Linked DNA regions of Mus musculus: all the other regions are linked to region 1. Evidence: chromatin loops called from intact Hi-C (ENCODE). Cell type or tissue: left cerebral cortex. All regions are shown on one strand. Region 1 overlaps Cacna2d2 (calcium channel, voltage-dependent, alpha 2/delta subunit 2). Region 2 has its middle 22 kb from the start of 4930429P21Rik. Region 3 overlaps Cacna2d2 (calcium channel, voltage-dependent, alpha 2/delta subunit 2). Region 4 has its middle 13 kb from the start of Cacna2d2.

The links. A loop is a pair of places that touch in the nucleus more often than their neighbours do. Peaks named below come from ENCODE experiments on the same cell type or tissue, not always from the same donor. Only the 100,000 strongest peaks of a DNase experiment are listed, where the experiment ranks them.
Region 2: a loop joins it to region 1, with 2.6 times the contacts of the local background. A loop is called at or near these places in 22 of 42 quality-filtered maps.
Region 3: it touches region 1 in a loop (1.9-fold over the local background); 3 of 42 quality-filtered maps call a loop at or near these places.
Region 4: it touches region 1 in a loop (3-fold over the local background); 5 of 42 quality-filtered maps call a loop at or near these places.

What each region holds. Positions count from the first base shown.
Region 1 is chr9:107,453,436-107,461,435 of GRCm38, reverse strand. All of the region lies in intron 2 of Cacna2d2 (calcium channel, voltage-dependent, alpha 2/delta subunit 2), which reads right to left. Among named protein-coding and RNA genes, the nearest start is that of Gm34037, 33 kb to the left of the region's middle. In left cerebral cortex, no CTCF peak of the experiment used is centred here; a DNase peak (open chromatin) is centred at 4,576.
Region 2 is chr9:107,371,627-107,379,626 of GRCm38, reverse strand. No RefSeq gene overlaps it. Among named protein-coding and RNA genes, the nearest start is that of 4930429P21Rik, 22 kb to the right of the region's middle. In left cerebral cortex, CTCF peaks have their summits at 1,603 and 4,857; no DNase peak of the experiment used is centred here; H3K4me3 peaks cover 530 bases.
Region 3 is chr9:107,400,313-107,408,312 of GRCm38, reverse strand. All of the region lies in intron 1 of Cacna2d2 (calcium channel, voltage-dependent, alpha 2/delta subunit 2), which reads right to left. Among named protein-coding and RNA genes, the nearest start is that of Cacna2d2, 4.4 kb to the right of the region's middle. In left cerebral cortex, a CTCF peak has its summit at 4,980; no DNase peak of the experiment used is centred here; H3K4me3 peaks cover 1,109 bases.
Region 4 is chr9:107,382,627-107,390,626 of GRCm38, reverse strand. No RefSeq gene overlaps it. Among named protein-coding and RNA genes, the nearest start is that of Cacna2d2, 13 kb to the left of the region's middle. In left cerebral cortex, a CTCF peak has its summit at 3,703 (motif pointing right); a DNase peak (open chromatin) is centred at 2,734.

The DNA.
Region 1 (8,000 bases):
CACAGGCGACAAAAGACCTCAGGACAAGTATCATGGACAGACCCCATCAGGGGTACTATATAAAGTCCCAGAAAGCTGGCAACAGTGTGTGTGGGGGGGCGCCTAGGCCTGAGCCAGCTACTAACCTGCCCAGGGTGAGAAGGTTGAGGAGGGAGAGAAAGGAGGAGGGAGAGGGAGGAGGGAAAAGAGAGGAAAGGGAGGAGGTCATAGAAGGTGTCCCATTGGCTTACTCTGGGGCAGGTGCTTTGCATGCTTGGCCTCACCGATTCACGATGGCCCCTGGAAGACAGTCCATTCTTGTCATCCCCATTCAACAGCCAAAGAGAAGGGAATGAAGCTCATGGAAGAGCTAGGAACAGAACGGGGCTCATCTGATCCAAAGCCCTTGCCTTGGGGTGCTTCACAGTTCTGGCCTCTGCATCCATCTCTAAACTTGAAGGTAAGACTTTTGAGAAAGGGGGCATAAGGGTTTGAAGAGATGAACTGGGGAGTTTGACCAACCAGAAAGGAGCTTGGGGCAGACAAGATGGTGATGATACTGAAGAGCTGGGGCAGGGGGAAGCCAGCCACTCCAGAGGGGAGGGGGCAGAGGACTGGCAGACTTAGCTGGATCCTCTAACCAACCACATAACCCTGGGAGTAAAAACAGGCACACTCTTGAGGCTTCTCCGCAGTGAAGGTGAACGAGCCCTAATCTCTGGAAAATTAAATCAGAGAGAAAATGGAACAAGAAAGATTTGATGCAGGCTTGCCTCGCTTCTGTTTGTCTCCTCAAAGGCTCAGGCTCAGCGTGGGGCCCAGCCAGGTGCTCCAGCTTCCCAGCCCCCACTCAGAGCCTGCTCTCCCCAGGTGAGCAGCCGTTCCCTAAACCTTCTCTTACCACATCTCTGACAGCCACGGTGGGTGTCTTAACTACCCAGCCCCTCAAGCTTCCATGTTCCTAATGGAGAGGGCAGGAAATGGACTGTAAATGGCAGAGCTAACACTCCTATGGAAGAGGCTCCTGGAGTTGGCCACCAAGGATCGGTGTTGACTGCCAGGCTGGGTGTGCTAGACATTAGGGAAACTGAAAGTGAGGGTCACAGATAGCCCAAGACTGGGCTGGCAAGAAGACTCAGTGGGTAAGAGCACTCACTGACTGCTCTTTCGAAGGTCCTGAGTTCAAATCCCAGCAATCATATGGTGGCTCACAACCACCTGTAATGAGATCTGACGCCCTCTTCTGGTGTGTCTGAAGACAGTAATAGTGTACTTATTTATGATAATAAATAAATATTTGGGCTGGAGGTCCTAAATTCAATTCCCAACAACCACATGAAGGTTCACAACCATCCTTATAGCTACAGGGTACTCATAAACATAAAATAAATAAATCTTAAAAAAAAAAGATAGCCCAAGACCAGCAAGTAGGTTAGAAGAGTGGAGAGCAGGCAGTGACCAGTTTAAGACCAGAGCCAGAGTGAAGCCCCTGACCTCACCCCCAGTAGGCTGCTTAACCAAGATCCTATCCTCATCAAGAGTCAGGACATCCCACTAATCACCATTGACTGGGAAGAGAGATGCACGGCCACGCACCTGGAGTTCTTTCCCACGTAATCACCTAAGACAGATCTGGTACAGGCCTCATCTTATTGGGACTAAGAGGGTCCCCCACATTAGGAACATGAAAGCCCTAATGCAGGGTGTTCTGACTAGATTGTGTCTGTGACTGAGAACTCTCCAGGCAGCTTCACTTGCCAGGGACAGAACTTACACTCAGGCAAGGGCAAGGAGCCACTGGAGCCCCCAATACACAGTCAGTGTCTGGGCACCAGCCTGCGCCACTCACCAGACTTCCTAACTAACAGGCTCACAACTGTTAACTGCCACCATTCCATGGTGGGTTGGTTCCATGGTGGGTCAGCCATACACGGTGTATTGTCACAATCAGGGTTTGTATACTGTGACATTGGTTGTTACGCTGCTAACAAGTGAGTAGAGATTGCCTGGGGACACTGTCTAGAGGACATCACAGGCAGATGCAGCCAGCCCATTATAATCCAGTCTTGCACACAGGGGAGGGCTTTCTGCCACAGGTGATGCCTTTCTTGGCTCTGCCCTACCTGCACAGCCCACATTCCCGAGGGGGCACACCACATTGGTGGCATACTCTTCCGTGAGCCCGGGCAGGGGAGAAGGGCCCAGAGGCTCTCTGGTTTGGGCCCTAAGAGGCAGCTGCTAAGACCTTTCATAGGTAAGCTCCCCATCTCCTTCACAAAACTCAAGGAGGGGGGATAAAGTCCCTCCAACCACCCCCAGCAACGCCTCCCTGTTTTTAAAGTTAAAGTTTAGTTGACTGTCATCCATTACTGCAATTAGTACATTATGTCTAATTATGCAATTAGTGTAAAAAGTGCACTTGCCGCTGAGAATGGGAAATTACGCTGCCTCGTTAAGCTGTAAAATCCATGTCATAAAAAGGCTCAATCTCTTGTTTTTCAAAAGACACAAAATCCAACACAAAACAATAAACCGGAAAAAAAAATCATCCCAGCCTGGGCCAGTCTGAGGAAATGTCCCTAAAGTGGCTTTAGGAAAGTCCCTCTCCTTGACCTACCCTACACATGGATAGAGGAAGCAGAGCCTATTCCTGGGTGTGGCCCTGTTTTTGCTTTTCGAAACAAGTCTGGATTTTGACAGGGATTTATTTTCAGTTTGTTTCTTTTTTGAGACAGTATCCTTGCTACTTTGTAGCACAGGCTGCCCTCAAACTCCTGGTCTTGTTACTTTAGACTCCCAAGTCCTGTGATTGTAGACATTGACCACCCTTTCAGTCCTACCAGTCTTACTATGACTTTAAAGTCTTGGTAAACTTGATTGTCTACTGTGGCCTGAATCTCATGTGGCAAAAGTCTTGGCTTCCACCACCGAGTTCCAAAATGAGAGGTCCTTTCTCCAGTGTTCCTAGGGTTACTGAGAACAGAGGAACCCATCTCACCCCAGGAAAATTAAAGGAACTTTCTTACAATCCAAGATTCCCAAATCCTGGAAGCATTCATTGCTTAGAGAGTAACATGTTCCCTGTCACTGGAACTAATGCAAGCCTGGCTGTCAAGGAGGCTAAAGGATCGAATAGAGTCACCCAACATGGTGGCTTGGCTCCAGGCTACTATAATTAGATAACATACTCCCATGGCCATATGCCTATGTGATACTCAAGTGTGTGACTAAATTTTACCTACATCCTGGCTCTCTTTGTACCGAGGGGATGTTCTGGGACAGGCAAAGGATGAAAGAAACTTGAGGGAAAAATATTTAGTTTTGTTTTATGTGTATGTGTTTTACTTACATGTATGTCTGTGTACCATGTGTGTGTCTGGTGCCCACAGAGGCCAGAAGAGAGTGATACTCTGGAACCAGAGCTGCAGATGATTGTAAACTGTCATGTGGGTGCTGGAAGTTGAACTCAGGTCCTCTGAAAGAACAACAAGTACTCTTAACCACCTAGCTATCTCTCCAGAACTGAGAGAGGAAGTATGGATGTCTCTACTAAAAAGATAACAAACCCTCCCAAATGGCCCGGTCCTTGAGGAATAGGGTGAGAGTAGACCTTAGTGTATTTCAATACCAAATTCTTTCTTTCTTTTTTTTTTTTCTAGATTTTTCAAGACAGGGTTTCTTTGTGTAGCCTTGGCTATCCTGGAACTTGCTCTTATAGACCAGGTTGGTCTCAGACTTATAGAGATCTGCCTACTTCTGCCTCCTGTGTGCTGGGATTAAAGGTGAGAGCCATCATGGCCCAGCTTCAAGACCAAATTCTAATTGGCCAAAGCCACTCATGACCCAAATCCAAGGTCACAAGCAATAACTCTAGTATGGTCCACTTAATGCTTGCTAAGGAGGTCCTGGGTAGCATCCCTGAGCCCTTACCTCCAAGTTCCCACCATTCTTTGACTCAAAACTCTCCACTGGGCCTGGAGGTATGTGATGCAGTGACATGGGGATACCTCACAGTGGATATCTGCCCAACCTCAAGGGTTCAGCAGATATGTCTTTCTGCCAATAACACCGTCTAGATGATGCTCACAGAGCAGAGAACCGGAAACACACATCCTTCAGCATCCGCAGGACATGGGCTCAACAGCAGAGCCCATGCATACACCTATTGTACCTATTGCAACAACAGAGCACCTACTGCAGCATGCACCTTTCTGTCTGGAGGGTGCTGAGATGCCAAGAAGGTAGCTGAGGTATAGAAGGAGTGGATTCAGACCCCACTGGAGGGGCACCTGTTGTTTAAACTCAATACAGGGGTACCTTGAAGCCCCAGATGGAGCTTTAAAAACCAGAAACCCAGCTCTGACCCAGCCTAGTCATGTGACCGACTGCCAAGGAGACTCTCAGCACCCTGTCTTCCACTTTTGTCTTGGGAAAATATCAGCGACGCAAGCCCGAGGTGAACCAAACTGTAGGCAAGATCCAGGGGCCCCTGCTCACACTCCCCTCCCTGAGCTGGGAGCTGCCGGCTGTCGAGGCAGCTGGGAGTGAAGCTGTGCCCAGCATACCAGCTGGCACGGGGGAGTGAGAGTAAACATACCCGCACTTTCCCAACTCGTACAAGTCGCGGGTGGCGGCCGGCTGGTGTGGGTGCCCATGTTTATGAGAAACAGATTGTTTGTGTCGGCATCTGTGGCCCCTTGCCACCCACCCTGGCTGCACTCTCTCCTACTGCCTTCCCATCCAGTTGGCGCGAATTTTCTTCCCATGGGAATCATAACAGCCACAGAAGGACAGTGACAGTGGTGACAAGGTCCTCTGTGCAGCTCCACAGGGCTTGGACTTATAACCCTAAGTCCCCTCAACAATCCCATGGCCACTACTCCCACTTTACAGCTGAGGAAATCAAGGATCTGGGACCCAGGTATATTGTCTGGAAACTCTAAAGGATGCCTGCATGGCAGGGGACTTCTCTGAACCATCATCATTGCTCACCCTGGGTACATTGCTATTCTCTTGGCTGCTAGATGAGTCAGGTCTGTCCTGTACACCCTCGTTCACTTGAGTGGCCCTGCCTCAGCTTACCTCTGCATGAGGACCTTGCCCTCAGAGGAAGGAATGTGCTTTCTTCCACTGACAGCCCTAGAAGAGAGTCCAGGCCCCATGACCGCCTTGCTGCCTCGGCTTTTTTTTTAACCCTTTCTCTTCTCTGCCTCATTCTTGAGGGGGTCTATGAAATGGACTGGAGGGAGGCCTCTCTATGACCTCTTAGGAGCAGAATGCTGGGAAGGGTCTGGGATCTGGGGTGGGTAGATGCTCAATGTGCCCTTGGTGGGCTGGGGAGGCTTCTAATTATTTTCTAGATCCAAGATGTGACCTCATTCAAAATGACGGCTTTGAGAAGCCCCTTGGCTATACAGATCTCATCGGAGATGCCCATTTCTCGTGCCCTAAAGTGAGCAGAAATTCACCCTGGGAACTCTTACATAAGATGGGTTGGAGGTTTGGCTTGATGTGTGGTTCTAGAAGCCAGAGAGCAAAGGATAGGACCTGCTGCCTCTGCCTGCCTGACCTCCATCTTACTGGGATGATCCAGCAGAGGGGACTTAGTGGTACAGGGGCTGGTGTACCACTCTACACCATCTCTGAAGAGTCCTTCAGAGACTCTAGAGTGGCTAGAAACAAACCTTGCTTGGAGAGAGCCCCCCCCCAGTTAGGCTTTCTTGTTCATACTCTATCATAACTGGTGACAAGGCCAGCTACTTTGTTGTCCCAAAGATGAAGAAACTGAGGTGCCACAGGGGTCAGAGTCTGTCCAAAGGGAAAAGTCTCCCCATCCCTCGTTCCTATGCCCTAGAATGTTTAGAGACGTGAGTTGGAATTCCAGCCCTGCTCGTTAGGAGGGACATTCATTTTTCTCAGCCCGGCTGCTCCAAACATTCCTCAAAGACTGATGGTCAGAATGTGGGATCATGGAGGCTTCTTGTGAGGCCTCCTTGCAGGGTTGCTTCCAACGCCCTAGGGACCTTCTTTGCACACGCTGTCCTCCAAGGACCAACTTTCTGGTCTCAAAGGCTATCCTTTACTGCTAAGACTTACTGATTAAGGTGTCACTAAACAGTGACTACATCTGTTGCAGCCTTTGTCGTGAGAGAGAGGCTGCCAGAGCCTAGGAGCTGGCTGATTTTGTGAAAATATGAGATCTTCACATGGTAACAGCGGGGCATAAAAGCAGAGATAGCAGTAAGCCTGTGTGGTGGCTGCGGCTTCCCACACAGCGTCAAGAGGTCCATCTGGGGCAAGGCCACCCCAGTGTTTTTGTCTCACACCTATCTCCACAGACAGCTTCAAACACACCTGCTGGGGATGGAGAGATTTGTAAGCATTTGCTGCTCTTGAGAAGACCCGGGTTCAGTTCCTAGCACTCACGTGGAAGCTTTAACTGTCTGTAATTCCAATTCCAGGAGATCTGCTAGCCTCTTCTGGCCTCCACGGTAGCCAAGGCATTCACATGGTACACCAACATAAATGCAAACAAAATACTGGTACACATAAAAAATGATTAAAAATTAAGGAAAGAAGCTGGACATGGTGGCGTACGCCTTTAATTCCAGCACTCTGGAGGCAGAGGCAGGGGATTTCTCAGTTCGAGGCCAGCCTGGTCTGCAAAGTGAGTTCCAGGACAGCCAGGGCTATACAGAGAAACTCTGTCTCGAAAAACAAACAAAAAATAAATAAATAAGGAAAGAAAAGCACACACACCCGAGCCTACGTCACATATCGGTTTTAACTCCTCCCTCACAGCCGGCACCGAGGGAGTCACTGACAGATTCCGCTTGTATCTTGTGTTTAGACAGAAGATGCCTGTCGCTGACAGCCCCAGGCCTGGGTAAGGCTCTGTGGCTCTTCCAATCCAGACCTCAAGAGGTGTTCCAAAGCCACCTTAAAACATGGGCAGGGGGCTGGCTAGATGGCTCAGCTGGTAGGAGCACTGACAGCTCTTCCGAAGGTCCTGAGTTCAATTTCCAGCAACCACATGGTGGCTCACAACCACCCATAATGAGATCTGATGCCCTCTTCTGGGGTGTCTGAAGACAGCTACAGTGTACTTATGTATAACAATAAATAAATCAAAAACAAAACAAAACCATGGACAGTGTTTTAAACAACGGAGCGGTGCAGCTTCCAGAGGGCCAGGGCTACCCGAAGGTCACAGCCCTAAGTCCTCCTATGGGAGAGGCTCCTAATGATGTGGGGGACCTGGTGGGAGTAAAGACATGACCCAGTCAGCAGTGGCCTCTGAGCTGGGTCCCAGCAGACACTGGGCTTGCCCCCCAAGTCCTCGATGCAGGTTGATCACATAGCTCAAATCTGAGTTAGCAATAAGGCAGCGGGCACCAGGGCCAAGCTGATGCTGCCCACATGAAGGGTGCTAATGAGTGTACGAGGAGTAGTCACGCCTGATACAAGGAGCACTCACACCTGATACAAGGAGCACTCACACCTGAGCCATGGTGCTTACTTCCTCTGTCAGTACCTCCCAGCTCCGTTTTTCACTTTTTCTTTCTTTCCCACTCTCAGTTTATAGCTCTTCTTGAGTTTTATGTATCCTTGTAAGTGCCTTTACATCTTCCGCAGAACAAGTTGAAAGCACAAAGAAACCAATAGGACCCAGACACAGGGGCCTTTTGCACATACCAAAGATATGCCAAGGACAGGTGCACTTGGGGACATGAGTGCACTCAGGACACACACACACACACACACACACAGTGGGGACACAAACCCAGAGGGGACATGCACTCTCCCTCTCATCACTCATAGCCTTCCTAAACCTTCTCAGGAAGCTCCCTACCCTGATTCTGGAAAATGCTGGTGCCCATCACTCAAAGGTTTCCTGAGCCGGGGGCTGGTGAGCTGCAGACCTGCGTCTGGTGGGTCCTCAGCAGGCTCAGCTCCTGCTCAGCACCTCAGTCTCCCCTTATTTCACTGCCGGGGAGCGGGAGGACACCAGACACCCGTGG
Region 2 (8,000 bases), 82 kb after region 1:
GATCATACACGGTGCCCTGAGCGGGCTCACTTGGAAGGGACTTGGTTAGGAGAGTGGTCCTGAGACAATATGGCAGTAGCAGCAACACTGATAGTAAAAATGGCCTCCCTTCCCTAAATCCTCCTCCTTCATCCCCACCCACGAGGGTGTTTTCTTTATCAAATTTCTTGCAAACGCTGCCTACATTCTCATTGCTCCTTCTTATCTGAGTTCCTATCCCTAAGCACTTGTGTCTTCCGGTGGGAGCATGCCCCTCACCAGAATAGACCTGAAACCTATACCCCCACGTGGCACACATGCACACAAACACACACACAAATGGTAAACAAAATATAATTCATTTGTAAAGGAGACTGTAGTCGTGCCATCCATCTTAAGCTAAAATTCAATACTTCTCTGCGCAGCCTGCTGCGCCTTGATGAATGGAGAGGACAAAGGCTCTGTCGCAAGCGTGCTGCTGAGCCTCCCTCTCTAAAGCAAGGGAATGCCAGCCTCAAGACCCAGTGGGGATGGAAGGAGCAGAGTCCCAGCCATCGCAGGAGGTCAACACCCATCCTATCCTAAGAGGCTCCAACAGGACATGCTCGAGCTTCACCCTCATATCTGCAGCTTCCCTTAGGTACACACCATCCAGCGATGATGCTTTTCTAGTTGCTTTGGAGTTATTGCAGCCTGGCCAAGTGTGGGCTGAGGTACCTCCGACTACCAAGATGCCAACTCCCACTTCAATTAATTTCTCCAATCCAAGCCTCCTCTTCTCCAGCAACACCACTCCTTCCCGGGCCAGACTCATCCTCTTACAGCCTGTGATCACTTTTCAAGAACCTCGGCCTTTGTGTAGGACATTGCTTCACTTTAGGTCCCCATCCCTTCCCTTCTTAACTTGGAGAACGTTGCAGAAGTAAGGTCCAGCTTAAACTCTCCTTTCTGGAAAGCAGTCTTGACCCTTCTGAACACAACCGAGTTCAGGTTAGGATGACTAGAGTTTTGAGGCGAGGCTGGTGAAGGAGAGTCAGGGCGATGTGTCGCTGCCCGCTCTGGGCAGCCTCCAGTAAGCTAAGAGAGGACACAGTGAGCAATGGTGGAACATGAAAGGGATTAGGGGCAAGCCGTGCAGTACACAAGAGGTGCCCAGGTGGGACTTTGCACTGACAAGCCAGGACCTTTCCTCCATCTCTGCTTACTGGAGGAGTCCTGGGCGTCTAGTGTTAAGGCACCCGGGTTAGCGCTGCACCCTGCCCAGCCGGCCGCGCTAAGTGAACATTCCTCCGCTCGGGGGAGTTTTATGGCTCGCCGTGCTTCCTCCGCAATGGCCTGTGCTGTTTACGAACCTCTCTCCGGCTTGGAAATAGACTGTCTTTCCTGAACGATTTTCTCTTTTCCCATTTACTAAACATTGATTTCCCCCCTCCTGCGCCTCTAATAGAGCAGAAACCAATACGTCTTTGTTTGCTTTGCTCGCGCGTTCCGTGCACAGGCGGCGGGGGGCACGGGCTGCTGCGGCAGGGCCAGGCGGCTGCTCCGCGCATGTGCGTCGGTCCAGGTGGTGCTGCCCTCCGCAGCAGCGAGCTCCAGCAGCACTGTCCGCTGCCCGCAGGGGGCCAAAGTCTGGGACACCGGAGTAGTGGGGAAGCAAATCCTTGGGTTAACAGAGCGGTAGAACCTGGGGCTTCCAGTCTTCTGGGACTGCTGTGGGAACCGTACCAGGTATACTAGGAAGGCAACCATAGCAGCAGTCTCTGAATTCTTCAGTTCTGCCTGCGATGCCATTAAGTGATGCCTCACCTCCTCCAGCGCAGCCTTTGAAGTCCATCGGTTTAGGATGAAGAGTGCACGAACACCGGGATGCTTTTAGTAGAGGCCAAGTTGGGGCCAGACGCGCATCTCTTCCCTCTTTGATGCTGTCAGCAAACTGTCAAACTACCTGCTCCAAAATGGGAGCCCCATCTCCCACCTTGGGGGGCTTGTCATGGAGGAGGGCTAGCATGACAGGCGATGTCTCTGCTCCACAGGCCTCTTACAGCTTGCTTGCTTTCTTTTCTTTTCTTTTTTTTTTCTTCTTTTTCTTTTGTTTGTTTGTTTGTTTTGGGGTTTTTTGTTTTGTTTTGTTTTGTTTTGTTTTTGTTTTGTTTTTTTCGAGACAGGGTTTCTCTTTATAGCCCTGACTGTCCTGGAATTCACTTTGTAGACCAGGCTGACCTCGAACTCAGAAATCCGACTGCCTCTGCTTCCCGAGTGCTGGGATTATCGGCTCTTTTACAGCTTTCTTCTCACAAAGGGTTGAGGTGGAGATGACCCTCTGACTGGAACACATACTTAGTCCTTAGTTGGGGAGGAAGAGTTCTGGCACATACCAGGGGAGTCTGGGATTGCCAGGAGTGAAGTCAGGGTTGGTCATTGCCCCTAGTTGAGCCTGAGTCCTCTGAAACAAGATGGTTTTAGGGATTAAACGTGGCCTTGCCCGTGCTCAGTAAAAGAGCCTTTCTAAGCTGAGTAACTAGACTCACTCCTCCAAAGCTCAGGAAGCTGAGGCAGGAGGATTGCTTCAGGCTTGAGGCCAGCCTGGGCTACAGTATGAGATTCTGTCTTAAAGCAAACAAATAAAACCAACCAAGGAAACACTAATAAAACACCTTTCCGTTCTGCCCCTTCTTGTCTTTCTGTAGCAGCACAGACCAAACAAGGTGAGTCTAACCTCAGCTACCAATGATTACAGCCAATCCTCTTTCCTATGCTGGCCACTGGTACGTCCTGCTTCATCTCCCCAACAGTAAGGAGGCCTCATAGACGAATCCCTATTAAATCAGAAGTCACTCTCATCCTTTGGACCTCAGAGTCCCCATTGGGAAAATGACTTTAGGGTCTGGGTAAATGCTGACATTTTGGACCAACACTGGGACTGCCCATCCCAAGCCCCAGGAGCCCCCACACTCTCCAGCATCCTCTGAACAGCCCCAGAAAGACTGCCACAATCGTGGGTTCAGTCTACCCTGCCTTTCTTAGCAATGAGTTCTGAGCGCATCCCATCTCTTTTGGGGGCTAGTGGATAGTCCCTGTTTTATGAATGTGCAGAAGCCCAATGGCATGTGAGAACTCAGCATCTACTGTCCAGTAAGGCCACCGCTAGGGGAAAGGATTGAATTTGCCCGGGCACTCTAGAACATTTATGATTAGGTTGGAGCAGAGGCACAAAGCGTTTGGGCAAACTAAGAGAAAAAAATCAGAATAGGAGACCAGATATAGATCATCCAGAGGAAAGCTGAGAACAGCTACTGGGTTGGAGACAGAGGGCACGGTTACAGTCGTATTATCGCTAAGTCTCAGAGGCCTAAGGCCCCAAGAAAGCAGGGTTAAGATGGCAGGTGGATGGGATATAGCTGTGTCCCTCAAGAGAACAAAAGCAGCTCTCACTGCACCCTGTATCCAGTGGATCCCCTCACTGTCTCTTAGGAGCCCCAGATCATTTCTAGGACTGAATGCTGGGTGCCCAGTGTATGTTTGGAGGATAGACTGGGCTCAAGCTCTATCACTGTACCAGTATGCAGATGTGTCGTGACCAGTAAGGACAGATACTGGTGGTCCTAGGCCCTGGCCATCGAAAGGGAGCTGGCTATAGCTACAGGCACCGAGAGCCTTACCCGGGAGAGGTCTGGACCAACAGGGAAAAAAGAGGGGTAGCAATAATTAAAAATTAAAAGCCAACACGACAGCAGTTTAAAAATGGAAAGAACAAGTAAAAACAATTAGCAGAGATGAGCAACCAGGCAAGCGCCATACAAATGGAACCAATCACAAAGCACTAATGATACCAGGAAACCCAATTTTTACAGTGTCAGGCTTGTGTGATTGAAGTACCAAGCCTACTTCTCTGAAACAAGCTGCGTGCTTGTCTGAGGGTGGGAGGGTTTTTGTCTCCTCCCCGCAACTCAGACAAACCTGAGTGGCTAGGTCAGAGGGCAGCAGCTGGTGGGAGGGGCTTGTAGTCCTGGTGATGGTGTGAGTGGCTGGAGAAGATAGGTTGGGAAACTGAGCAAGGGCCAAAGTGGGGCAGATATATGCCCCCTCAGTGTCCCCATCAGCAACAGCAGTGGTGGCAGGGCCACAGTCACGCAGTCACACACACTTGGTTGCCGCGGAGACCAGGGGACCCTCCTGGCAGAGGGAGGCTGAGGCAGTTTGAGTAATGGCGGAGAACGCTGCCGCTGATGGGGAAAAATACATCTTCATAACAGGGTGAACCTTTTGGAAAATGGAATAAGTAAAATAATTGAGAGAAAGAAAATTGAGTTTTTATTGCTTTTTAAGTGTTTAAGTGGAGGTTTCATTTAAGGAAATTATTGTTGCTTTTATTTTTAGCCACTGGTAGGGTGGGGAGGGGTTGGCCTAGGGTGGGGCTCTTGTTTCCTGCACCTCTTCCTGGTAGCCATAGGGTACCCACATTTCATAGACGGGAGAAGAAGAACCCTAGTTGAGAATCTGAAACAGTTGGGGGCCTATGCGGATGCCATCAAGTCTTCTGGACCCTCAGCTGCAGGCTGACTGGGTCCCGTTCTAGCCCCGTTCTTACCCTTTGGTCTTTGCCTCTCCAGCCCTTGCTGCCTTATATAGGGATCCTTGCTGCCTGTCTGGGATGAACCCCATCTCACCTTGAGCTGCTCATTTGACCCTCCCCTAATTTCCTGTCTCCTCCTACCTGTTCCGCACATCTCCTTTCCTTATCCTGCATGCAGGGCAGGGAGGAGCTCAACAAACATTTGTTGAGAGACGCCCTTCCTTCACTGGGTGGTGGGGGATGGGTGATCGCCCTCAGTCTACATACCTGAGATGCTGACTGAGCGCCACAGCGCCTCCTGCCGACCTGGGTTTCTGCCTGGCTTGGCTTTGTCCTTTCTGCGCCCCAGAAATGGCTCAAGTCCCAAAGACCACACTTGGAAGATCACACACTGGACAAGCTTTGCCCTCCAGACTTCACAGTTCTTCTCTGTGCAGCGTTTGGCACCACTCAGGGCCATTTATGAACCAATTCTTGTATCGCTTTCTGTTACCTGAGGTTAGCTTCACCAGCTGTCCCTGACCACGCCCACTTTATCCACCTTTGCTCCATTCAACCCGAATCCCTTTACTCCACATCCCGTGGTCTAGGGCATCCCAGTCCCCTCCTCTGCAGCTTCTTTCCTGGACAACCTTACATTTCTGTCAGTTCTCGTGCACTCGCTTTTCCGATCCCCTCCGCTCCACCTAAGCAAGCCTACAGTGCAGTCCATGAGACTCAAGGTAAGATTCTGACCCGAGTTATTTCAGCCAAAAGTGGAATTGATTGAAACAAGTAACTGGAATCTGTATCCAGATTATCACAACCTACTCGGCCTTCACTTCTCTGATTTCTTCTTTTTATTTTCTTTAAAGATTTATCTTTATTTGTGAGTCCGTAAAATACAGATTTCTGATTGCCCTGGAACTGCGGTTACAGAACTGCCTGGTATAGGTCCTACATGGTCTTTTAACTACTTTGTTTATTTGTTTGTTTAAGGCTTTGTTTTTGTTTGCTCAACACAGGCTTTTGCTGTGTAGCTCAAGCTATCTCAAACTCGTGAACCCCCTGTCTCAGCTTTTCTAGTGCCGAGATCACAGGCATGCCCTATTACTTTCTGTTAGCCTCTCTGCTAATACTACAGTGTAAACTCCATGGCCACCCTAGCCTGTGGCCTCACACCCATCCCTGGGTCCTGATGCATACACGTTGTTTTCTCAGGGGCACCCTGGTCTGTCTCCCCGAGGGGTACTTAACCTGGCTGTGCCTGAACACATAGGAACCTGCAGTTCAGGGTCTGTCCCCAGGGAGGCCTACAAAATGTTCCTGGCACCCTGTTGTTCCTAGGACCAATCCAACAGGCTCTCTCCACCCTGCTACACTAACTACTCCATCTCCAACCATGTGTCCCAGCCTTGGCCTCTAAGCACAGGCGAGGTTCATCTCGACAGGGTGTTCTCTTCAGCCTTGTACTGTGGTCCTGCTGTCCTCAGTACCTGAGTGGCTTCTCTCTCCAAACTCTCCTCTAGTTAATTCCCTTACTCAAACTGTAGCTCAGAGACCACCATCTGTAGTGGTGAAGTATTCTGTGAGCCCTTTACCTGGCCTGCCTCCTTACCTTCCCTCTGCCATAGAAGACTTGTGTGTGTGTGTGTGTGTGTGTGTGTGTGTGTGTGTGTGTAAGATCTTTTTCTCCAGTGGAACACAGCCCAGACAAGGGCAGCCTATGTATGACTGCTCAAGTCTTCTGATCACATGCAGCATGTGCAGCTCTGAGTCTGATCATCAGAGTATGGTCTTACAGTGAGTTATGGCTTTCCAGTGGTGAGGTCAGCAAATCTTCTCATATATGTCATAGGACAGGATCAATTAAAAGAAGACTTCCCTGGGGCTAGTGAGATGGCTTAGTGGTTAAGAGCACCAATTGCTCTTCTAGAGGTCCTGAGTTCAATTCCCAGCAACCACATGGTGGCTCACAACCATCTGTAATGGAATCTGATGTCCTCTTCTGGTGTGTGCCTGAAGACAGCTACCATGTACTCATATAAATAAAATAAATATATCTTTAAAAAAAAAAAAGACTTCCCAGGACTCCCCCTCCTCCACAGAGCCAACAGGACAGACTCACACCTGCTAAAAGAACCAAACTTCAAGCTATTCTAGGAAAAAGCTGGGTACTGCACTCATCCTGTCTCATACAATAGGAGAGGCCTCAACAAGCTGAGGAGACTGAGGCCCTCCTCCTGCTGGCTGCATCCTTCCCAGTCTGTCCACACACAGTCCCACCTTGGTCTCCTGGTCACAAAGTCTTTCCTCTCAGGAGTGCTTCTGCAGTGTAGCATCCTGGCCAAGCACCACGACCCCCACCCCCTCCACACACACACGGGCTTCCCTGTTTCTGTCTCAGTTCCTCACACACCAGTCTCCTCTGGCCACACGATGCATACAGCTGCTCTCCTCCAAGAAACTAAATTGACTCAATCTGCTGTGTCATTACCCTGTGTGTGCACATTACCCACACAGCCTGCCAGCAGAGGTGGGTAAGGCCATGGGCAGAAGGGCAGCTGGGGTGCCTTAGTAGCTTGGTGAGTCCTTGCAGAAGGGTTTCTCAGAGGGGATGGGAGTGTGTGTACAATCACACACGAATACACACAACCTCACACCTCCTTGTGTTTCCATAGTACAGCACTTGTGCAGACACATCCCACATAGTTAGCCTTGCATGCACATGTACACACACACACACACACACACACACACACACACACACACACACACACAGAGTCTCCCACGAGGTCCCACCCACATCCATACCTGCTGATATGTTCCCAGCTGTAGCTGGCAGCTATTATTAGCCATCAGAGTCCTAGGCCTAGCATTAGAGGCCCCTATAATCAGGTTTCAACAGACCCTTTCAGCCACTCTGTTTGAGGGATCCCTCGACACAGGAGACATGGGAATAAGGATGAGGTTGGAGGTGGGGAGTCAGGGGCTGGGCAGAGACAGGAGGTTCTCTGTTTCTGTCCACCAGTCTGTCTGTGGGTGGGGGAAATATGTTGGCTGTTTTGGGGGGGTCCTCAGAGCAGATTCTCAGAGTTCCCCCTCTTTAGCATCTCTGAACCTGCCAGGGTATACAGAGCTAAGAGGCTTTGCACTTGAACATCATTGACTCTTTTCTGTTGCCCTGACTTAGGTGGTACCTGGACTCTGATCCAAGACAGCAGAGAAGGGAAGTGCAGAGAGAACATTTCCTGGAGATGGTGAACTCAGAGGAAAGTGACCCTTTCCTGAGCAACTCCTGGTCATTGGACCCTCATTGTTGCCCTTGGCTCTTCCCATAATCTTTCCAACAGTCCTTCCCTGCTCTCCCATCCCCCACTGTCCTCTCCTTAGAGATCAGGAGTTAGCGCCATGCTCCTCACAGAGGTGGGAAGGTCCCTCTTTGGTGAGCTCTGGTTGTTTCTGAGAG
Region 3 (8,000 bases), 53 kb after region 1:
GGTTGGTTCCCGCTGCTCTCTCACCCCAGGCCATAGATATGGCTATTTAAGACAAATGACCACATGTCCCAGTGTGCAGATGGCCACATGGGGGATCATCCTTCAAGCTCTATGTGCTGAGCCTGAGCTCACAACATAAATGTGTGTCTAAAGACTCGCTCCCTCTCCTTGGGCCTCAGTTTCCCTCAGATGGGGGCATCTGGCTCTCCTGCAGCTTTGGTAGCTGTGACCCTCCTAAGTCCAGGATGCATGCACGGCCCACAGTGCTCAGCCGGTTTCACCCAGGTTCCTTGCCCCTTCAGAGAAACCCCTGCCCCACAAGGCTCCTGGGCCATTGTAGGCACCTTTGCCTTTCCTTACATTTACCACTTCTCAAATTGTATAGAATCTTGGGCCAGCTCACCTCCCAACATACTGACATTAAGAACACCAATAAAATTAAACTTACAGTTCTTTCAGACATCAGGACCACCGGGCCACAATCTGGATAGCCCCAAAGGCCAGTGCCTTAATGTAGGGTACCAGGACAGCCAATTTCACAAAGATTCAGCACATAAAAAAAAATGCATCCTTGAATCTCACTAGAGACACTGAATAGAACACACAGGTTCAAGTCTAGATTCTGAATGGCGACTGCTGACCTCCTGGACATCTTGCACTGGACGTGGACCTGAAACCTGCTACAGATGCCCCTTGCCTTTCAGGGTGCAAATGAGAAGTGTGCAGAGATGGAAACCCACCAGCCTAAGGTCACACAGCCAAAGGTTTTCCAAAGTGCCAGGACCCTGCCCTTCTCCACGTGACCCCTACAGACTTTCTCCATGCAAGGGCTACTTACAAAGACACTTCACTTCTCAAAGGCCGCATAGAGCGCCTCTGAGTTCCGAGTCCTCCAGTGAATCTGAATGCCATTCAGCTCGCAGAAATTTGAATTACAAGGACGTAGCCTCTGTGTGTTTTCTTTGCAGACTGTCATCCTGCCAGTTGGTAGATGATCAAACTTTCCAGCTCAGCCTTAACTCAGGCTGTTCCTGACATAAAAGTTTGCAAAACACGGGTCTTCACAAGCAGGGGGCTTTGTTTCTCTCTGCCAGCGTTCGCCCACCAAGTTCTGGCATTCACATCAAAGGCAGGTACAGGAGGTGGGCACGGCAAGCACATTCTGGCTGCAGAGATAAACTGCCATGTGCCTGCATCACACACACACACACACACACACACAGAGGCATGAGGTCATATGTGCCTGTGTGCATACACCTGTGCCTGTGTACATATACAAACACGTATGCATATGCACACCTACCCATGTGCATACAAACACCATTGCTAGCACAAATACACCTAAGCACACACCTACTCACAGGCACACAAGTAGACGTGTAAACAAGTATGATGGACAGCCAACACATTTGCAAAGGCATTCATGAGCATACATATATAAGCAATCCTACATAAAGCTTACATATACACTCAGGCCAAAGTAAGGGCCCTCCCTGTACAACAGGAAAACCCCAGAAACTATAACTGGCCCCAGGCTGTTCCCTTATAGGATCTGACTGAATAGTGGATGCTATAGGTAAAGAGACAGGTGCACTCAGGGCAGGCACAGCCGTATTTGTGTACCCTCCTAGATCCAGGGCCTGGAAGTAGGTCTATCCCTCATGATCCATGCCATCCCTACTCAAGGAAGTAGCACAGAGACCTCAAAAACCCAGAGAAGCCTAGCAAGTACCCAAGGTCATGAACTCCTAGAGGGGGCACTCTCAGGGACATACCGAGAGGGCATTGCTCAGAAAGAATCTATCCGGGAAGGAGTAACCCAGTAGAAACAAGGGGTCCAGGATCTAAGGAGATGGAAGGGAGACTGTTTGGGGTGGGGAGGTCTCCTTTCTTGTTCCCTTTGTCTGATGAGCATCATTTTTAAGGTTGGGAGAGATGGTTAATGACCAACAGAAAAGATTTCCTCTCCTCTTTCTCTGCTAAACAATTAGGCTAATCTAACCCAAAGTGGGTCAGTCAGAAGCAAAGAGACTTCAAGGCACCCAAGGTACCAGGCCCAGACAACCTCATGCACACAAAAAGAGCAGGGCCAGATTGGGGTGGGTCACACTTCATCCCTGCTAGAATGGAGTGCAGAAAGGAGACAGAAGACAGATTCCCACACTTGTCTTCTTAGAGTGCTGGAATGTCAGAGTCGAGAGATCTGAGGAGAAAGGAAACTGAGACCCAGGAGGGAAGGACCTCTGCCCAAGGTCACCAAGGAAGCTGGCTCTCTGAGAAGGGCTGGGCTGAGTTTGCTGGGTTTGCTCTTGACAGCTGCAACCCAACCAAAGTAAAGAGTCCCCCCCCCCACACACACACAGCTAAGCAAGGTTTCCTAGTAAGCCCCATTGGCACCAGGCTCAGCCTCTAGCACGAACAGTAGCTGTGGACAAAGAAAATCAGACCAGACCAGTTAGCTAAGGGTGTCTGTGGGGCCATAGGGAACAACAGGACCAGGATAAGGGACAGGTTGAGGGATGGGGACAACCATATGAACTGATGAGTCTCATAGAAGCAGGACAGGACTTGTCTGCATAAGGTCAGGCTCAAACTGTGTGCATCCAAGGGACAGAACTCCTGAGTCCTTAAGGAAGTCCCCAGAAACCTTCTACAGGGACTCCAGAAGCACTTGTGGGCGTTTCAGTCTCAGTGGTCATCGGTAGTGACACCTTCCCCACCCCTGAGGTCCTTAGTGACATTAATGCGGTTCTTGAGGTTGCAAAGAATGAGTGAAAAAGGGAAGGCAAAACAAAAAAAAATTTTTTTTAAGAAAAAAAAGGGAGAAGTACAAATCACACATACGCTTCCCTCCGGGGATCCGAATATTGATTCTGTAGCTTCGTGTTTAGATAGTGGGCCCCAGGAAAAACAAACCTGTCATGAGGAGGCTCTCCTCAGCAAGTTGCAAGGCTGCATCTGTGATGGGAAAGCCATCACTATTACCTTGAGGACCTTGGGAACCTTAGGCCCCAGCGCCCCTCCCGGGGCTAGGACCCAATCACCGGAAGACACAGATCAAGGGTTCCCTGGCCATTGTGGAATGGGTTGAGGGCTGCAAGACAGAAAGGACCTTTCCCAGAAAGAGACCAGTCTCATACCATACACAATGCTACTGTGCAGGGCCTGCCTGCCTTGACCCCTAAAGCTGCAGGTAACCTCGAAATATCAATGGGCCCTTCCTTAAGAACCTAAGGCCTTCCACCCCAGCCCCACCTGTTGTGTGCAGACAGCACACTCTCAAGCACCTAAAAGGCCAGAGTCTTCTGAAGTCTTGTGGGCCTGGCAAAAATAACTGAGAGGCTCCAACTTCATATATGCATTGAAAACCAGGCCCTACCAGCCCCCTGACCTTTCCTTCTAGAATCATAATAGAATCTGGAAATGGAGTACACACACACACACACACACACACACACACACACACACACACACACCCCGGCTCAGCACCCTGATCGGCAGGCTTTGCCACAGTGAAAGCACTAGGACAAAGACAGTTCTGGGCCCCAGGGCCATTGCATGATGGCCAGCATGCACACAAGGAGGGTGGCATGTACAGTAGAGCTGGCAGGGTAGCCTTGGCCAAAGATGGCCCCTCAGGCTTGTAGGAGACCCAGAGGAGAAAGAGGGACAAAGCAAGCAAGGTCACAGAGGCGTGCTGTGGTAGGGGAGGAGAGAAAGTGGAGGGGGACGGGGAGGGTTCACCCACCTCCCACATCCTCCTCCTTTTCATTTTCCTCCTAAAACACTTGGGTCTTTAGCTCCTCTCCTTACCTCCCCTGGGTTCCCATCCCAGCATCCCCTTGGGGTTGACAGAACATCGCCCTTCAGTCCTTTTAGGAAATGTGGGCTTTGGGTGGTCCTTCTCTCTGTGCGGCTCAGTACCCCAGGCTGGGGATTCTGAGGACACGCTGGTAGTACAGGCAAGCAGCCCATCTTGGGCTCAGTGAGGGGAATCCACCCTGAGCCTCATAGCATCCTCCCCCACCGGTCACCAAGGACAGTTGGACATGGAGGGTGGTGGTGAATAGAGACAGGAAGAAAGTCAGACTCAGGCATGGTGACACACACTTTAATCCCAGTACTCAAAGGTCTACATATGTACTGGTCTATAGAGTGAGACCTTGTCTCAATAAATAAATAAATAAATAAATAAATAAATAAATAAATAAATAAATCTAATTAAAAAATAGTTAAGGGGGGCACTGTAAATGACAGCTAAGGTTCTGCAGCCTTGGCTTGTGAACTTGATGCAGAGATAAACAGTCACTGCCTTGCTGCCCAAGAAAGTTGAGTTGTAGCTGCCCACTGGAGGCCGCCCTTCCCCCACTGGCTCTCCCCACTAGCCTCTTAAGATTGTATTATTTCGGTATGGAAAATCAAGGCAAGGTCATCTCAAAAGATGACCAAAATGGAGCATGCAAGGCTTATTTATCCTTGACACCCAGCCCGCCTCCAAACTGTGTCCTCCAAGAAGCTGACAGGAACCACTGGATGCCTGTGAGGCACTGGGAGCTGGTAGCATCCACCTCCATTCAAGTGGAGTGGAGAAGGAGACGCTGACTGCTGAAGGGCTCACTTGATCTACTTGTGGTGCCCGCTTTACTTTGGAGTCAGTGTCTCCCCAGAGACGTCTGTGGTGAGGAATCTGGAAGAAGATTCCTCAGACTATGAAGATACCCACTTTAAAGTGGGCCTCTTCCCTTCTCAGGAGATTAGCCCGACATTTCTAGCCAGGAGGAGTAGCCTGATAAGAGGGCAGAAAGACCAAAGGTCTCCCCCAAATTCTCAACCCCAGGAGGGGGTGCAGGCACCTGGCAGTGGTGCATTCTATCGACAGCAGACCTGGAAGCCTCACCCCTCCCTCCTGAGAAAGCTGCGGCAGGTTGTTAGAAGGATGGGGGGGGGGGATCCACACATGTAATATTGCCTCCCACCAACAGGGAGAGCCACAGAGAGATGGAGACTTATTCAGAGGCCCAGACAGACACGCGTCACCCACCATTAACCGTAGCTAGACTGACGCATGCCCTGTCACAGCGCTGCTCCTCATTTGCCCACCCAGAAGAGAAGCACTTATGTACTCTGACAGACATTCATTTGTTAGGGGTGCAAGCCTCTGTGGGGGGGGCCCTCACTGCTCCCCAACCATGCCAGAGGAAGGGAGGCACCAAACCTATCACTTCACTAGAGAAGAGCTAGGTGAAGAGGTGCAGCCAGGCGGGTACTCTAATCAGCACTTAACCATTACTCTACTAAGCAGGGGACAGAGAACCCAGGGATAGCACAGGACTGGGTACAGGAACCCAACAGAAAGGACAAAAAGGCAAGCAGGCCAGGTTAGGTACAGAGTGGTAAGAGGAGGTAAGACGAGAAGGGGGGGAACCCCATAGCTGGAGTGTGGGGCAACAAAGAGAGACAGAATACATCAGGGCCATTAGCAGCAAGAACTGCCTCTCAGCCAGCAGCACTGGCTGGCCTGACCACTGGGGTGGGTGTAAATGGGAACAGAACGAAGCAGGTAAAAGGGAGTGTGCGCTACGCTAGGGCTCCATCCTCCGAGACAGGAGACTATACACACCCATGCATGACACATGCATCTGAAACCCCCATGCGGATCCAGGTAGGGTGAGAGAGGCCCCTCTTCCTAAAACCAAAGTCCCCGTCCTCCCTCCAGTGCTAACTCCTCTGCCCTTTGCAATCTAATGGCTTGGTTCATTTCACCCGATAGCAGACAGCCACGCTGCCAGAGCGATCACAGGGATAACGGCCACCAGATCCTAAACCCGCATTTGATTAAAACCGAGCAGTTTGAGAAGCTGAGCTCCCTTCCCACGGCACCACACTCAGGAGAGTATACTTAATCACTGAGAGCCCTCCCCATGGAAGGCTTGCTACCCCGGGACCATGAGGCTGACAGTCCTACTTTCCATCTTGAAAATCCACCTGTATCAGTGTCCTCCTAGCCTGGCTACTCTGGTCCAAGAAAAGGCTAAGGGGTGCCACTCAGCCCTGAGCAGCCCATAGAGAGAGCCCTGTGGCCCTGGCAGCAGCCCCAGCCTTTTATGCCAGTTTAACAAAAGCCCTAACCCAGAACCAGCGCAGTCATTGGGAGGGGTCTACAAGAGTCCCCTTCCTCCCTCCAAGGATCAATAGAGATCTGCATTCATGGGACCAGGGCAGCTGAAGGGCGCTGCCTGTCATGGCAAATCCTCCTGGATGTCACACATTTGTCAGCTAGACCCAAGAGCCTCAGCCCCTCTCTCATCCCCCTAATTATGGTTTGCAAGGCATGTCCCAAACCCTCAAATTAACTCCAAGTACATCAACAAGGGAAGAGTGTCCAGCTGGAAATGTGCGGCTGTAGTCACACCCACCTAACATCTTCTGGCTAAGAGCAGAGGGACAGGTGTACCCTGTGAACGGGGTCTGACATTGTCCTAAGGGAGACAGTGTACGCGCAGGAAAGAGGAGAGAAAGAGATAACTACTTAAACCTTCACTGGAGGGACTGGGAAATGGCTAGGAAAGAAAAAAAATGGCTTGGCTTTGAGAAAAAAAAAAAGAACAATAAAAAACATGCTTTTGCTCTTTCTAAACATTATAGTTTCGATCCAGTCTCATCGCAGCAAATGAAAGACAATACCACGACCCACCAACCCTTGAACTTCCCCGCACCACCCCCCATCCACTCATGAAAAATCCAGACAGCTGACAGAGGACACGTCCGTGCGGCACCTGTAATTTGCCAACTGATCACCCTCCTGGACACGGCCGGGCTGTGTGAGGAGAGTGATGATAAGGGAGAGGACAGGGAGACTGAGTCCGAGCCCTGCTTCATCTGAGTTTGTTTTCTCCTCATCTGAGAGAACCTACCAGCTGAAGTAGACAGGCTCTGTGGCAGAGCCGGGGTCTCCTACCCAAGGGCAGAACTGCTCTTGTGACGCAGACTAGTCAGGCTCTTTTCTGGGGCCAGACCCTTCCCTCTCATGCCCAAACCTAGGCCAGGACATTCGTGAAGGAGTCTGGGGACAGGTGGCTCCTTAAAGCTGAGGACAGGAAACAGAAGCACGGTGGTTGCCATGCCCCAAAGGGTGTCTGGACACTGACATATGGCTAAGGCACGGTGTCAAGAAACAGATGTTGTCCTAAAGGCCACATGCAGAATACCCACTCCTTATCCAGACACATCTGCCCGACTCTACCAGATCTTGGGGAAGGTGAAGAGGCTCAGACTGACCATAATAACCACTAGCAAGAGCTGGCAGAACCTGGAAATGCTATTACCCAGTTGGTAGCAGGAGCGACAGTGTCAGCATCAGGAGCAGGCAGGGGTCCTCCCTGTCATTCACCTTCTGACCCAACCCCAGCACCTTTACCTCCTTATTGAGCTATCCAGGGACGTCCCCTCAGGTGGGCGATCAAGAACAGGTGACATTGACCGAAGCAAGAAGGCGCTGGCACCCTCTGCATCCAGTATCGCTCCCCCCCCCCAAGGAAAAGGCCCAAGAAGACAGGTGTGGATGTAACCCCACGTCTGACTCTAAAGCGCCAGGTTCCCACCAGGGATAAAACACTGGGCAGATGCCTGGCTCCAAGTCTACCGGGCAGGGGTCGTTGGCCATTCTCTCGACCAACCTCAGGCTCCTCTATCACCGGACAGTGGCAGGAGTATAAACTGGCAGACTCGACCCCCACCCCATCCCTAAGCTTGAAGATGTTTTGCTCTGTCCCGTTGCAGGGGGTGGGGTGGGGGCGGTCTATGGGAAGCAGGGCACCGCAAGGAAGTTTCGCGACGCAGCCAGAAGCTCCGGGACCCTGGCTGCCAGCCCACGGGGGTTTGTAGCCGACACCCTCACTTGCAGCATGCCATGGGAACCAGAGCCCCCGCCCCGACACCCGGAGTGGAGAGTGGAGGGGCAGACGCGGGCTGAGGGGCGCAAGGGAGCGCGGGGCTCTGCG
Region 4 (8,000 bases), 71 kb after region 1:
GGGCAGAACCTTAGGAGCTGTTGGGGAATACGGGGGAAGGAAGTTGGAACAAAAAGTTTCCCACAGAGAAATAAGAGACTAGGACCAGGAGGTAGGGTCCAGGTCAGTCTAGAATGTTCTGTTAGCAAGGCTCCGGGAGAGTCTCTGGGACTGATTATATTTGCCCCTGAGAACATGGGCAGATAGCACAACAGCCAGGCTGTAAGCGGATCTTCAGAGATTAGCTCTGCCTCTTCAAAGACCCAGCTTTTTAAAAAACAGGGAAGTTCTTTTAGAACTAAATTTGATGAAGACTCCAATATATGACAGACTGTAATTGGGGTTACTCTGATGGAGGAAATGAAGGGGTCCCAAGGTTCCCAGAACAGAGTCAAGTAGAACTTTCTGTACCAGACTGGGGTGCAAGAAAAGTCTGGTCCTGGGCAGGCCTCAGTCATTTCATCTTTCACTCATTGTGGAGTGACCTTGGGGTAACCTTTGTGCAGCTGCAGGCTTCACACTCCCATCTGAAGAATGGGGGGCTCCTGGTCCCCGGGGCCTGCTTGTCTCTCAGTTGCTGGAACTGATGTTGGGGACTGCACCCCATCGTGTAGCCAAGGCTGTTTATCTGTCTTCCAGAGCTGAGGCTCTGACGAGCTCATCTGCTTCCTGGCTCAGCTAATTGGAATCACTTTCCCCCTTTTCCTTCTGACTCTCAGTAAATTATTCGAATTCTCCCAGTCAGAGGCCTGGGTGATGGACAGCCCTGTCACAGCAGCCTAAGTGTTTAGAGAGCAATTGTTCTGTGGAGGGCTGCCATTCCTCAAGCCGGTGCTGTGCAAGGTCCCACCGGGAGATTCTGACAGATCCTGTCCTTGCCCCTGCCCCTGCCCCTGCCCTGCCCCTGCCCCTGCCCCTGCCCCTGTGCCTGCTCCATACCAGCCCAGCTACCAGAGCCTGCTTGGCCTAGCCCGCCAAGTGCAGGCTTCCGGTATGTGATCTTTGTCATAACAATGAGAGCAGCCGAGAGGTATTGCTCTTAAACCCTCAACACACATTTTTATAACCTTTCTGTTTAATAAGAAAGAGACAGCTCCAATTAGCTGGGAATATTCCGCAGAAATGGGATTATTTTAAAAGCTCCGGCAATATTATAAAATAGCTTCAGTAAGTGAACAGCTGTTGCTGGCCCCGCCCGCCATGCACACAGCGCCTCCCGCACCCTGACACCGGGGCTGGGGCCTCCTCGCTCCCCAGGCTCCAGCCCTGAAGCTGAGAGCTGTGCTCCTCTGGCTCGGGAGTCCAGGGCTATTCCTTCACATGCGAGTTGTGGAATCTGAAGAACAGGGACCCCCTTTTCCCAGACAGATGAGGTGGGGACAATTTATAGGTCTCCCGAGGTTGGGCCATAAGCTTGCCGGAGTCCTATTTTTCCAGAAAAGTCCACGTGGAGACCCTGATACACTGTTTAAGGAGCCTCCAGGGGCTGAGATGTAGGTCAGTGATAGAGGCCTTGCCTAGCATGCGTAAGGCATTGGTAACTCTCTGTTCTGAGAGTTGGAAGCGGGGTGAAGACCTACACTGAGGGCAGGCCCCCAGGGCTAATAAAGAACAGGCAAAGGCTGGGGTACATGGTAGGCAGAAAAAGCTCCTATAGGTGCTCTGTGACAGAACCAAGTCAACAATCCAGCCAGTTGGAGGTCTTTGGGGTCCTCAAAGGCTCCACATATCTGTCCTGCCAAGTATTCCCCGATCTGGCAGAATCAGAAGGTTAAAGGTCATTCTCAAGGCTTCAGGGGTGGGGCAGCTGCCTTGTGGCCGAGAAATAACTATATGGTGAGTTCCTCTTGGAGTTGGGGTCCTTGCCTTGCGAGGTCTAGGTCTTAGGCACCCTGCCTAATGGGAATGGGGACAGTCTCAGGATGTTCTTGGGGAGAGACTGCAGCCCAGGAACTGCAGCGGGAGGCAAATGCACCATGTGCTAAATGGGGAAAATGAATTTTACACCCAGACAAAGTGACTTTTATCATGTTAACGACCATGGTTTGCTCATCGTGTCTGGTGCAGTGAAATGGGGCCTGTGGATGTTTTCTTTTAGTTCTGCTTTTAAATGGAGTTATTCCCTCCCACCTCACCTCCTCAGAGCAGACAAGACATGCCCCTCAAAATGGGATGACAGAAATGCCAACTCAGCAAAAATAGAATGTACTGATTTTTTTTTTGATTTTGTTTTGTTTTGTTTCTCCCTCCTACCCCCTAATTTTCATCTGTATCTTCCAGCAAAAGTTAGAATGACATACTCAGGTGTCATGTGAGGTGTCCTGACTGGGAGGCAGGAACACAGCTCTCTGGCCCAGCTCTTCACAATCTGCCTCACCCATTTCTGACCCTAGTTTGCCCATCAGTACCAGAGAAGTAGGTTGGGGATGGAAGTATAGCCAAAGACCTACTCTGTCCTGGCCCTCACTCAGATAACCATGTCAAATGTGTCACTCTGGGTGTGTCTGATGCAGAACCCCCTCCTCTAGTAGCCAGAGAGTTCCAGATAGCAAGTCAGGGCAATCGCTCCTGAGTCTGTGGTACTGCCCAGAACTGATGAGAGATCCTGAGTCAAAGGACAAAGGTTCTGATGGGTACAAGGCAGTTTCCCTGAGCTCTGGAAGCAGCTCTGGAAGCAGGCTCTGCTGGCCAGCCCCTAGCCGTCCCACCCCCGCTTTCTCAGTCTGCACACAGAGCAAACCTTCAGCACATGGCAATTCCATATTGTACCCATCAGCTTTTAAGAAAACACCATCTGATGCCTTGTACAGCTGCCCAGGCAGGTAGCACCCAGCTCCCCAGGAAAAGCCTGCTCTGGGCTCACTGGGATATGCTCATCTAAGGCAAATAAAGAGGTCTTGGGTCTGAAAACCTCTGCCCTGACACCATGCAATCCTGCTCTGGAAGGCTTGCCAGGACCAGACAGGCAGGGTGCCTGAACAGCAGAGATCAGTGGACAATTAGCCAGTCCAGTGGAGGTAATTAATCAATGTTCCAGGCCTTCCCGTCCATCCAAGGCTATGTGTGCATCTTGTCCTCTTCACCAGCACAAACAGTATCACCAATACTACTACTACTAACAGCTCAGAGCTGCTGTTATTGTCATAGTGTGACTATCACTACATTGTGTCACTCTCACAGCGGCAACAGCACCTTCCAACCAGGGTCAATAATTCACTGCCACCTTCCCCACCTACAAACACCGTGTTCACTCTTCCATGACTCAAGGACTTCACGCTCTCCCCTTATCTGATTCTCCCCACAGTCCCAAAAGACAGACAGGTCACTGGTAGGGAAACCAAGGCGTAGGGAGGGATGCCCATTAATGGTGGAGATAGGCTGATTCATATAGGAGGGCCTACCTTCCCTCTTATGTCAGCCAGGATGGACTCCGTTAGGCTGCAATAACAGTCATCCAAATCTTAGTGACTTAGAATAATGAAGGTTTATTTCTTTTCCTTGCTCCATGTCCTTCATGGGTCAGCTGAGACTCTCTGCTCCATGCCATCTTCACACGGAGAGCGGGCTGACCAAACCGCTAAGCCTGGAAGATTGACTGTTGTCATGGCAGATGAAGATGGGGTCTCTAAAGGACTCACATCAGTTGATGAATTCTTTGGCCAGCTTAGAAATAGCACAGGTTTTGTTTACTGCTCTCATTGCCTAGATAGCTAGAGCCAACCATGCAGCCTCACCTGACCACCAGGGGGCAGGAAGGTGCACTCCTACTTTTAGTTTGAGCAAAGTGATTAAGTGACAGGGCATCAAATGACACCCCCCCCTTTCCTTCTCCCCTTTACCCCCCCCCCCAGTCCTGGATACCCACTTTCTCCAGCCACTGGTCCATCAGGATCCTGAGGGGTGAAATGAGATGTCCCTAATCTTCCTGTGTGAGCCTTTTTCTCACTTCTGGCTCTCAAATGTAAACTGCACTCAGGTAGACAGACAAGGAGGCTCAGGGATTCCTAGAGCAGAGGTCTCTCTGGGGACAGGCTTAGGAGAGAATAGCACTTGAGCACACTTGAACACCTGTCCTGTTCCCAAAGGGTCTCCCAGAAATGGAACTGGTGAAGGTGCAGCCTCACCTGGGCTCAGGCAGTACATTTGGCCCAGAATGTAGCCAAGGTACCTACCATGGGAGAGGCTGAGACAGAAACCAGCTGGGAGAGTGTATAGAGCGTTCAAGAGGGAAGTTCACGGACCCTGCAGTCTGCAGGCATTTGTAACACACCTTCTGGGATACCTTAGTCACACACTGCTCCTCTGGACCTCTAACTTAGGTAAGGGTCCCCCTGAAGTGTGAGCTATAGGGAGAAATCCGAGGATAGAGAGTGGGGAGAAAGAAGGAATTGGGTTGCAGATCTGAGATAGTAGGGCTCAGCCTCGAGGCTCCATTGTCATAGAGCAGGGGGAAGTGAGGTGGTAAACTGAATAGGACCAAGAAAAAGCATCTCTAGTTCTCCTGGTATGAAGGGTGCCTGCGCCGAGAGCGAGAGGGTGTGTCCCCTCTCACATCATCCATCACCGAGCCACAGAAGAGTGGCCATGATCAATAAAACAAACAATTATCCTGTCATTACTGATTGCAGGCCTGCGGCCTGTCGGCAGCAAAGGGGGCGGGGGAGGGGGGTCCGGGCAGGCTATAATCCAGAGTCTGATGGAAACAGTACACACTTTGGGTGTTGGCCCAGGGTTGGGGTGCAGGGGATGAAGACTAAAGACTTGAGCTGCCAGGCAGGGCTGCCCCAGAGTGGGAGTAAGGTCCAGGAAGACTGAATTCTGTCTGGTAAAGCCACCCCTGGAGAAGTGGGGGTAAGTCATTCCTCATATAGCTCTTAGTGGGATGGGATGGATCCATCTTCTACCCCTCCCTCCTTTTAACATCTCTTTTGCCACAAGAACTCAGGCTAAGGACCATGCTGGTTAGATATTGTGAGCAATCTCAGCTGTGAATTACATACCCTCCTCTGCCCACCTGCCTCACCTCCCTCATCTCAGGATCTCTAAATACTCAGCCAAAATAATCATTTTTTCACTACTGCCCTCTCAAGGCCCTGTATCCAGGCTGCCTAGACAAGGAAGGTAGTCAAGACAGCCCACATGGAGCCAAGAGACAGGCAGGAGTTACTGTCTTCCTAAATCCTGGGTCTTGACCTCTGACAAAATGCTTGGAGCCTGACCTGAGAACGAGGAAGCGGTGCCCCGTGACCCTGGAAAAGTAGAGCCGACATCTGCCCAGTCAGTGGGGAGGAGATGAGGCCACACAGCCATGGCCACCTCGTCCCTACCAACCCTGTTCCCTGCTGTATTCCCAGCCCCACAGACAGGAAATCTCTCTCCATCAGAAGGAAGGGATGGGAGAAGTGATTTATTATTCTATTCCATTATGCCTGTTTCCAGAGAAACTAATTATGGTGCATTGTTGTATTAGATACTTTCAGAAAGATTACATTTTCTTACTTTGGCCGATAAAAAAATTAAATCCATCAGTTTTCCTAAACACATTACAGTAAAGACAGACTTTCTCCTCGTAATTATTAATCAGTCGGATTTGGGGATGCAAAGCATTTGACTTAAGCTCAATACAGTCACGAACAATGTCCCAGGATCGCATCTGGTATTGAAACAATTTTTCAATTTATTAAAAAGTCATTAACGCAGTTGGGATGGTAGGCAGAGGGGGAGAGCTAGGCTAAGACATTGGGTCAGAGTTCTGCATAGGGGAAGAAACCCCAGGTATGTTTCCCACCTCCCCCCAAGCTTGCTTTAGTTTAAGGAACTAATTCAAGTTGAGAATGGATCTGGAGAAGTCATCCCCCTTCCCCCAGCCCAGCTGGCCACTAACCAGTCTGTCCAGAGTCTACCCTCCATGCTATGAACAGTCTGGTGGCAGGAACTGGTTACGCATAGGGAAGTTTGCCCAACTAAGCCCTGAGCCTGCTGTTCCATAGTTCTGCACAGAGTACTGAGTCAGCTTGACTCCCACTGTGATGGGAAGACAGGCCCCCCTACAGTGCAAGCTCTTGGAGCCCCCACGTGGGGACATGTGGCTCTTTGGAAGGACACCTGGTGTGGCCTGGTGCCTCGTTCCAGTCACTGGCCCTGCTCATTCAATCATTTAATTACTCCTCTGACACTTCCTACTCCCAGGAGGGATTTGCAAGGGTTTCAGAGGCTGGCAAGCCACAAGCCTGAGTTTAGTCTGAATCCTGGCTCAGGTCAGAGCTGAAAAATGGCACTGGGACCTGGGCATATGTCACAGCTCAGCCACTCAAAAACTGTTGACCTTGGACGAGTCATTTAATTCCCACTGAACCTCAGTTTTCGCTTCTGGAAGACAAGGGTGCTTTAGTCTGCCTCCTCACACAAGACAAGGAGAGGTCGTGAGATCTGTGTTTATTCTTCCTTAGCTAGAGTTCTGTCATGCTTCCCCCAGGTTTCATAAGCTCTGATTCCTTGAAAGGGCAGCTCTATTTATGCTGTTCTCTCTGGCTAAAATACCTATCATTTCCACATGTCCTTCTTCTAGAAAATTCCACCTTTCCTTCCTTTAGACCTCTGGTGTTTGTTTGTTTGTTTGTTTGTTTGTTTGTTTTAGTGGTCCTCCTTAAATCTGGAGCAGGAGCGCAGTGCTAACAAAAGCTTCATCTTCCCCTATCAAACTTAGGTCCCAGAAAGGTCAAATTTTGTCTCTGATACCCTTCAAGCAGTGCAGAGACTGCTCCCCCTCCATTTGAGACCTGCGCCACTCCAACTCAGTCCTCGGACCTTCCTAATTGGAGCAGCCTGGTCTTTCAGCAGGTGCATTGCAGTTATATCGTCTGGCCTATTGGTTTAAGTTATCTTAAAACCAGAAGACCAAGCCAGGAGGTGGTAGTGCATGCCTTTAATCCCAGAACTCAGGAGGCAAAGGTAGATGGATGTCTGTGAGTTCAAGGCCAGCCTAGTCTACAGAGTGAGTCCCAGGACAGCCCAGGGCTACACAGAGAAGAGGCAGGAGGGAAAACAAGGCAAAGCAAAGCAAAGCAAAGCAAAGCAAAGCAAAGCAAAGCAAAGCAAAGCAAAACAAAGCAAAGCAAAGCAAAGCAAAGCAAAGCAAAGCAAAGCAAAGCAAAGCAAAGCAAAGCAAAGCAAAACAAAACAAAACAAAACCAAACAAACAGCACTGGGCCAAGGAAGTCTTTGTAACAACTGGCACTCTGTTCTGCCTCTGTACTCTCCACCCTCAGCCCAGTGACAGAGAGGAACCCAGGAGGAGAAGACATCTTTATTCTCTAGATGTCTACCCACTGGCAACCTTAGCAAACCCTACCTTTGTACACCTTAGTATCTCAATATAGACAGAGTTTCTGAACAAAGATGGAGGTGAGGGATGAGTGATCTGTGTAGTGGTAAAGACCCCAGAGAAGGGAAGGGGGCCCAAGAGGGTTGCGTTTAAACACCGGTAGTGTTTGGGGGTGACTGGGCCTGAGCGAAGATGAGTTCCAGTCCCATCCTGTCCCCTGCTGTCATAGAGCACAGGCTGCAGAGAGGGACCCCAGGTGCCACGCTCCTGTGTTCTCCACTCTCCTTTCCCCTGTGTGCAGGTGGGACAGCACAGGCGCCAGGTTCTAGACACTCTGTTTCCTTGGTATTTATGGAGGTTTTTATTTTCTCTCCTTGATCACTGGTGAAGGAAAAGAGAGAGCGTGTGTGGCTCCCTCCCCTCCACAGGAGCAAGGGACAGCAGCCCGACCACCCCTCAAACTTGGAAAATACTGTCTGAACCCCACCTAGCAAACCCTGCTTTCCCCATGGGGCCTCGTCAGGGCCCGGTGGATATGGGGAGGAGATGGCAGCCATTTAAGCTGTCACCAGCTCCATCTGAGGATTTAAATCACTGACACAGAGCAACTGCGCTGTAGATTACAGTGCGGGAGCCACGAGGGCTCAGCACCACAGCACCGCAGAGGCAGAGGAGGAATAGGAGGGGATTAAGGAGA